2 separate regions of the Homo sapiens genome follow, and region 2 is linked to region 1. A link is a contact called in ENCODE Hi-C or POLR2A ChIA-PET data. All regions are on one chromosome and are shown on one strand. Each heading gives the region's core, a stretch centred on a gene start or an enhancer-like site at or near the end of the contact. The rest is flanking DNA. Distances are from core to core; before and after follow the strand shown. Region 1 has its middle 200 kb from the start of LINC01228. Region 2 overlaps LOC105371357 (a long non-coding RNA gene).

Evidence for each region. A loop is a pair of places that touch in the nucleus more often than their neighbours do. ChIA-PET counts read pairs that join two places held with the same protein, here RNA polymerase II (POLR2A). Pooled maps may share reads with other maps.
Region 2: a loop to region 1 is called in a map of mammary epithelial cell, with 2.4 times the contacts of the local background. The contact joins two enhancer-like sites. A Hi-C loop is called at or near these places in 1 of 168 maps with a recorded cell type or tissue (mammary epithelial cell) and 2 of 50 pooled maps. POLR2A ChIA-PET finds 5 or more read pairs at or near these places in 1 of 52 experiments (BJ).

The regions. Positions count from the first base shown.
Region 1 is chr16:80,025,486-80,029,185 of GRCh38, reverse strand. No RefSeq gene overlaps it. Among named protein-coding and RNA genes, the nearest start is that of LINC01228, 200 kb to the right of the region's middle. RefSeq lists enhancers at 1,632-1,691, 1,201-2,400. Within about 2 kb of position 2,030, at least 6 of the 41 ENCODE cell types and tissues checked have a DNase peak (open chromatin) inside an H3K27ac peak, as active enhancers do; they include mammary epithelial cell, where a contact is called at or near this core.
Region 2 is chr16:80,103,694-80,107,393 of GRCh38, reverse strand. The region is part of intron 2 of LOC105371357 (a long non-coding RNA gene); the gene reads right to left. All of the region lies in intron 2 of LOC105371358 (a long non-coding RNA gene), which reads left to right. Among named protein-coding and RNA genes, the nearest start is that of LINC01228, 280 kb to the right of the region's middle. Within about 2 kb of position 2,078, at least 2 of the 41 ENCODE cell types and tissues checked have a DNase peak (open chromatin) inside an H3K27ac peak, as active enhancers do; they include mammary epithelial cell, where a contact is called at or near this core.

The DNA.
Region 1 (3,700 bases), core at 781-3,280:
CCCAGGGCATTGTTGTCAAGACTCTTGCAAGCTACTTAGAAATGTTTGCACTCAGCAAAGCCTTCTTGTATTCAAGAGGGTGAATGAGATAATGGCGATAGAGAGGTTTAGTGGCTATGGGGCCCTGCTGCTTAGCAGTTAAGAACCTGCCTCTCTTGTAATCCAGCTAGCATGCACTGGAGCTGGGTGGTCTGATAGAAGTTTCTTAAGTTGGTGCTTCCACTTTCCTCATTACCAAATAAGATAAAAAAATTACAATATTTCTGAGTTATTTGGACTGTTAAATGACTTAGCATATGCAAAAACCTTAACAAGGTGTCTGGCACAGAATAAGCCGCCACTGGCAAGAGTTCCTTCTCATGTATATGAAGGTCGTGCGCTTTGGAGAAAATGTGGAGAAAGGACATTTGGACTGGATCATGAAGTGATCCAGCTTATGGGCAGTGTTTGGGGTTTGGGTAAGAATAGTCTTTGTGGAAGGAATAACACAAGCAAAAGGAGAAAAATAGCCATGGGATGGGGGCATGGGAAGGGAGGGGTCTGAGAAAATGTGGAGGAAGGACATTTGGACTGGATCTTGAAGTGATCCAGCTTATGGGCGGTGTTTGGTGTTTGGGTAAGAATAGTCTTTGTGGAAGGAATAAGACAAACAAAAGGAGAAAAATAGCCACGGGATGGGGGCATGGGAAGGGAGGGGTCTCTAGCGAGGAGACTGTCTCTTGTCTATCCTGAGAGCCTCTTCTCCCCTTCTACCCACCATGAATCCTGGGCTACAAATAGGAGAACATCTCACTATTCTTAGGAGACCAGACCTTTGAGGTACATCATGCCTGGGCTTCCTCCCTCCACGCTTTGGAGCACTTTCTCTGACTCACTGGCAAGATCACCTCTTCTTTATGCACCATGCACAGAACAACCCTCTGTTTTCAGCCTTATCTTGCTGTATAATTATAATTATATATGTGTGTGATAGAGGGTCTTGTCTCCTTGTTGAACTGATTTTTTCCATGTTTATGAGGGAGCCATGTCCATCTCTATGTTCTCCATGCTTGACTCATGGTGGGGATTCCGTGGTTGTTGTCTGAAAGTATAAATAGACAATGAATGGATAAAGAAAGAGTTAAGTGAATACAGTATTTTCCCACTAAAGACTAGTCCAAAGCATAGTGTGAAAGCAGTATAATATAGAGCCATGTTCCTCAACAGGTGGGGCGTGGATCAGTAGCATCTTCCTCACCTGGGAGATTGCTAGAAATGCAGACTCCCAGGTCTCATCCCAGACCTGCTGAATCAGAATCTGCATTTTAACAGGATCCCGGGGTGATTCATGTACACTTTACAGTTTGAAAAGACTGGTCTAGTGGTTAAGAGAGAAAGCTCTGGAGACCGAGTTTCAATTCCAGATCTGTGTCTTACCCAGCTATGTGGACTGGACTTATTCCCTCAGGGCCTTAGTTTTCGCATCTTTCATATGGGCAAAATGATAGGAGCTCCTTCATTGTCTTGTTGTGATGATTAAATGTGTTAACATGTGTAAAATACCTTGCACGATGCTTGCCAAATGCAAGCATTCAGTGTTCAAAAAATAGTAGCAGTTGTTATTATTATTCATATCCTTCTGACTGCCCGTGAGACCGTGGAGAAAGAAAGGAAACCTCGCTGAAGATCTAAATAGACACTGCTCTGTGTTTCCTCTCCAAACCCGGTAGCTGGGTGGTGGGGACCGGCTGGCCTCTGGGCTGCCTCTTCCTGCATCGGGCCCCCTCAGTGGGGCACTGCTGACGTGAGCAGCGTGGCCCTTCTCTCTGCTGTCATGCCGCAAGCCCAGAGCTTCCTGGAGCTGAGGACATCAGCTAGACAGAGAGAACCACCCTTTCCCCGGCGCTGAGTCATGCTATCTCTATTCAGACAGGGATCAGGGCAGGTGGGAAACTCTACAGCCTGGCGGAGATGCCCCGGGCGAGGGATTGGGTGACTCATACTGGGACATGAGTAACACTTATTACATAAGGGCAGATCGAGAGTATTCAAGTGCCACACAAGCCTGAATCTGTCCCCACAGACTGGGGAGGGGGTTGTCAGGAAGGAGACTTGCCCAAAGACAAGTCCTGGAATCTCCAAAACAAGTTGGCCCCACTTCTCACGAGTTGCTTCTTTCACATATATGCCCAAGGACAATATCATCATCATCATCATTGATGTGGTTATAATTTGAAACAGGCAGATAAATTGCTTTTCAGGACTAGAAAAAACCTGTGGGTAACTTACTTTAACTTTTAGAGGTGCAGATTAATTAGCACCCAAACTTTGGAGATATGAAAAAGCAATAACTCTCCTTTTTAAGAGCTATGTAAAAAAAGTGAAGTCAATTTAAAAAGCAATTCAGTAGAAGAAATACATTTATTTAACAAACAAGGATAAAAATTTTACACTGATGAAATTAACAGTATTCCTCCTTCAACATATGCATATTCCAGGATTGTGAAGGTAGAGAGAGATGTATACCCACTGATGATGAGTGTGGCAAAAATCAATGGAAGCTTTCTGTCGTGAAGTTGGGCTTAAAAGTCTTGTGACATTGGACCTTCTAGGTTTAAGCTAAAGACGCAATCTGAAATAAAAAAGATAGTTATGAAGAGAGAAACGTTTTCTAAATTATTACTTATAATAAGGGAATACAGAAAGCACTTTTCAAATCCAACTATACAATTTGGTTTCGTCTATAAGTGGTAAATGTACTGGGCATTCAGCTATTGGAAAATCTTTTGAAGTCCTCAGTACTATAGAAGATCCTAGTGCTAAAATGCTGGGTTAAATGGTAAAGCAGAAAACAAAATTTTTAAAGCCTTAGGGTCAAAGCTACATTAACAACAACAAAAGGTCTCTCTACTCTGGAAAAAAATCCAACTGTAAAAGACTAGAATGAAACATAAAAATATTACCAGTAGTTATGGAAGTTCAGTGAACATTTTCCATCTTGATTAAATTTTCAAAACTTTCTGTACTTAACATGTCTTTATGACATAAATGTATATACAAAAGTATTATAAATAATAAATATCATATACACTTATTTAGAATATATATGAATATATAGTATAAAAGTGATATATAATATATAACATATGATTTGAAACAATGAATACTAGCAATATAGTATAATATAATATATAGGAAACTGTCAGATTAAAGTTGAAGGAGACTCTGTGGCCAGTGTTTTATATTCATATACCAAATTCTTCTTATGTGCAAAGGGTGACCAGCATACAAAGGTTAGCTAATTCATAACTTTAGTCCAGTGTACTTTAGAAGAAAAATTAGATGGGTGTGGATTATGTGCTATATTAATCCCTATGGATTAGATATTTCTGTGTAGAGAACTCTGATTAATTTCCTTATTGCTGATCTAGCCAGGCAACAGCTTTTACTTGTGGTAGTTACAGGCCTTTCGACCTCACAGTAGATAAATCAGATGGCAATAGAATTGGTACACACTCCCTTCCATCCTCTCCCCACCCTTTCAATAAATGTCAATTTTCTGGGTTTTTCCGGGCCATGGAATGTACGTGTCATAACCGAAGAACAAATCCATTTGCATTCTCAACCCAAACACCATTTTGGAACTCCAAACCTCCCTGAATGCCAACAGGGCTGTGGCTCCATGCCCAAAAATATAAAGGGAGAGCCTCTCACTTCCCAT
Region 2 (3,700 bases), core at 829-3,328, 78 kb before region 1:
TTCATTCTTTTTTATGGCTAATATGCCATTGTGTATATGCACCATTTTCTTTATTCATTCATCCATTGATGGGCACTTAGCTTGCTTTCATATCTTTGCCATTGTAAATATTGCTGCAGTAAACATGTCAATTTACTTCTCTAAGTCCCACCACACAAGAGAGCACAGGATGCCACAGTGTCTCAGGATATAGATCCTTCATCCAGACTGGGACATGTGGGAAACTTTCTGAAAGGAGGCAGCTTTTTAGCTGAGTCCTGAAGAATTGATGACTGCTTTTAACATGCATCTACTGAGTGTCCTAGTACAGGCTGAACATTAAGAACACAATGCAGAAAAAACAAAAAAAAAGACAAGGCCAATGGTCTCATGGAGACCCCAGTGAAGTGAGGGATTCAGGCATTTAGTAACGTAAATGGCAGTTAATCAGGCGGAGACACTGTGTTTCAGTCCTGAAATTTTGCCTGCAAAGGTTTCCTTCAGTTCTCACATCTCTGCATCCATCAAGCCCCTCTGGGAGGATGCTCTGTAAAGATTTCAAAGCCCCTGGCTTACCTGGAGCTGTGTGCTGATTCCTGTGCATGGAGCACAGTGGAGAGTGGAGGGGATGTGGGTGCCAAGTGGAACAACATCCATTTGATCCTTTTATATGTAAATGTGACTTTAAACAGTATTTTGTAATGACCTGCATTTCTGTTAAGAAATATCTCTTGATGATTTATCTTTCTGCAATTATGACAGCCTAGTGATCTTGTTAATTAATGCCAAGGAGGGTTTTTTAGCACCTCATTAAAGGTTTTCCCTTTCAGGACACTGATGCCGATGCTCTCATACACAGCCAGGGGCAGAGAAAGCCATTTTCTTGTGGGTGGAAACTCATCTTTATTCCTTCTCTTCTTCCTTTTCCTCCCCCTCTTCTTTTGATAATATTTCTTTCCTTATTTTTTGCCTCCTCTTCTTTCTCCTCATCCTGAGTTCTCTTCTAGTCTCCTTTTTATTTTATTCTAAAACATAGTTGCTTCTTGTTCTGAATCATTGTTTCAAATATATCAACTCTCATCAGTGTATTTCATTCTCCTGGAAAGACTTTTTTGTTGTACTACTTAATTCCATGTGTTCTATTCAACAAATTTTGTTTGAGAGTCTTCTGTGTTCCGAGTTCCCTTATTTTCCCTTATATTCCCATATATCCATTATTTCCCTTATATTCTCCGAGTTTGCCTTCATGAAACAATAGTGAACCAGAGTCATGCCTTGCTGGTGGAACTCCTAATTTTGTCCCATAAAAATAACAAATGAATGAATGAATGGAGGGATTCTGTGATCCAATAAATGTGGTTAATGTTGTATATCCTATCCTTGCAGGCTGTCAAATTCTGGCAAATCCTACCCCCCTGCTTGTTTTTGTAAACAAAATCTTCTTGGAACACAGCTACACCTCTTCATTTATATATTGTTTGTGGCTGCTTTTCTGCTGCAATGGCAGGGTTGAGTACTTGCGACAAAGACCATTTGGCCTGCAAAGCCTAAAATATTTACCATCTGGCCCTTTACAGAAAAAGTTCACTGACCCTGCTGTATCCCATCTTTGGACATTCTGGATGCCCATTAAATATTTAAAGAGTGAAATATTCTGCAGTCAGAAAACTTGCTTAATTCTTTCCCACCCATTTCCCCCTCCCTCATATTTGATCATAGAAGCCTCTTTCAATTCACCTTCTTAGATACTGACTTGGGGACATTTTTCTTGGAGGTAATGTTCAGCCTTGAAGATTCTCTTTTCTGACTGATTTTAATTTGGTTTTCTCATCTTCCTGGCTTTGTCTTCTGGCTTGATGTGCAGTAGAACCTAGTGTTTTACCCCCAGATAATACAAACCTGCACCCCGCCCCCGTTTCTTAGCCTCTGTGAAAACATCTTTCTGTTCAGTCATGACAGCAAGGATTCTCCTTGGCTCCTGTCAAACACCATTTCTCTTTCCAGGAGCAATGATGTCCGGAAACCAAGTTACCACGAATGGCAAAGCAAGTTAGACTGGTTTTCTGTTCATGAGTTTCCACTCTTGTCTCAGCTGACTCATCTCAAGGAGAACTCATTTTTGTTGTGATTCATTATTCTGAGCATTTTTTGAAGCCAAGAGTAAACTGGGATGACTTTGAGGATCAGCCAGCCTTAAAGAAAGGGGGCATAGTAATGTAGAGAAATCCCGGAAGGCATAGATTTCCCCTAAGATTCAGAGTGGACCTGGGAGAGCTATGGAAGGGGAGATATTCTCCCTTATCCTGAAAACAGGGAGGTGGTGTGGGGAGAAAACAAACGAACAAACAAAAACACTAGGATTAAAATTTGGTGCTTGGAGAGTAGGGTGAACGTAGAAATAAGTTCCCACGTCACTTTCCAGTTCTATGTAAATGAGGCCTGAAGGGAATGCTGGGAATGAGGTGGGAGGTGGAGGCAGGTATCTTTTCACCAGGGTTAGTGGGGATGTAGTGAATCAACAGATGTCAGCCACAGAAATAAGAGGAAGGTGTTGTCAGAGCCACGCCAATAACTGTAGGTCTAAGGGAACAGATTGAAGTCAAGGGCCAATGCACAAAGCCCACTCTAAGTGTGGCAGGCAGAATTGTAAAAAAATATTTTCCCCAAGTCTTCAAGATTTCCTGCTCTAATCTCCAGGAATATAAATATGCTGGCTATTACTCCCATGATTTTGTTACATTAACATGACAAAAGGGATTTTGCGGATGTAATTAACATTACCAATTCTTTGACTTGAAGATAGGAAGATTAGCAATTTTCTCCAGTTGGTGGCAGGAGAGGAAGTTAGAAAGATTTGACTCACAAGAAGGATTTGATGCACTGCTGCTGACTTTGACAATGGAGGGATTGGAGCACAGCCTCTTGGAGCTGAGAGCGGCTTCCGCTGATGGTAGCCAAGAAATGGAGACCTCCATTCTATATCACAAGGAACTAAATACTGCCAACAACCTAAATGTGCCTGGAAACATGCTCTTCCCCAGAACCTTCAGATGGGAGTCCACCCCGGCAGAGTCTAAAACATTTACTATCAGGCTGCTTCAAAAAATGGTTGCTGACTTCTGATTTAGTCCATTTTGGGGACTTTTGTGGTAGATCAGATCTAGCCAGAAGAAGTTATTTTTCCTAGATCACATATAAATAAATGCAGAGTGGGTATATAAATCCAGATTTCCTGAATCTCAGAGTTAGAAGGGCTCCTGGAAACACCTTGGAAATGTTGCAATAAAGAAAAGAAAGGAGCCCAGGAGCATGAATAAGGGAGAAGCTATGAATGGAAGGGCATGGAAAAAGAAGTCGGCCATGGCACAGATTAGGGGAGACTATGCCAAGGCCAATTTGGAGGAATAGTCAAAGAACACGTGGGCGGGAGGACGCAGATAAGTCGTGAGCTGAGATGGGCAGACAAACCAACCAAGGATTAGAAGTGGAGTGAAGATGGAGATAGCAAAAGTGCAAAAAGCGCATAAAGAGCAACCTCCTCTGGGAAAACCCCATGTAAACTAACACCTGAAATATGAATCCTAGCAGCATGAGAGTAAGTGGGTGGGGGTGGTGGACGGATGGCGGGCTACCGAGTGTTACAGGCACCGAGAAAAGTGGATACAAAGCCCCAAGGAAAGACATGGCATGCAGTGATTGAGAAACAAAAAGAAACTCAGTG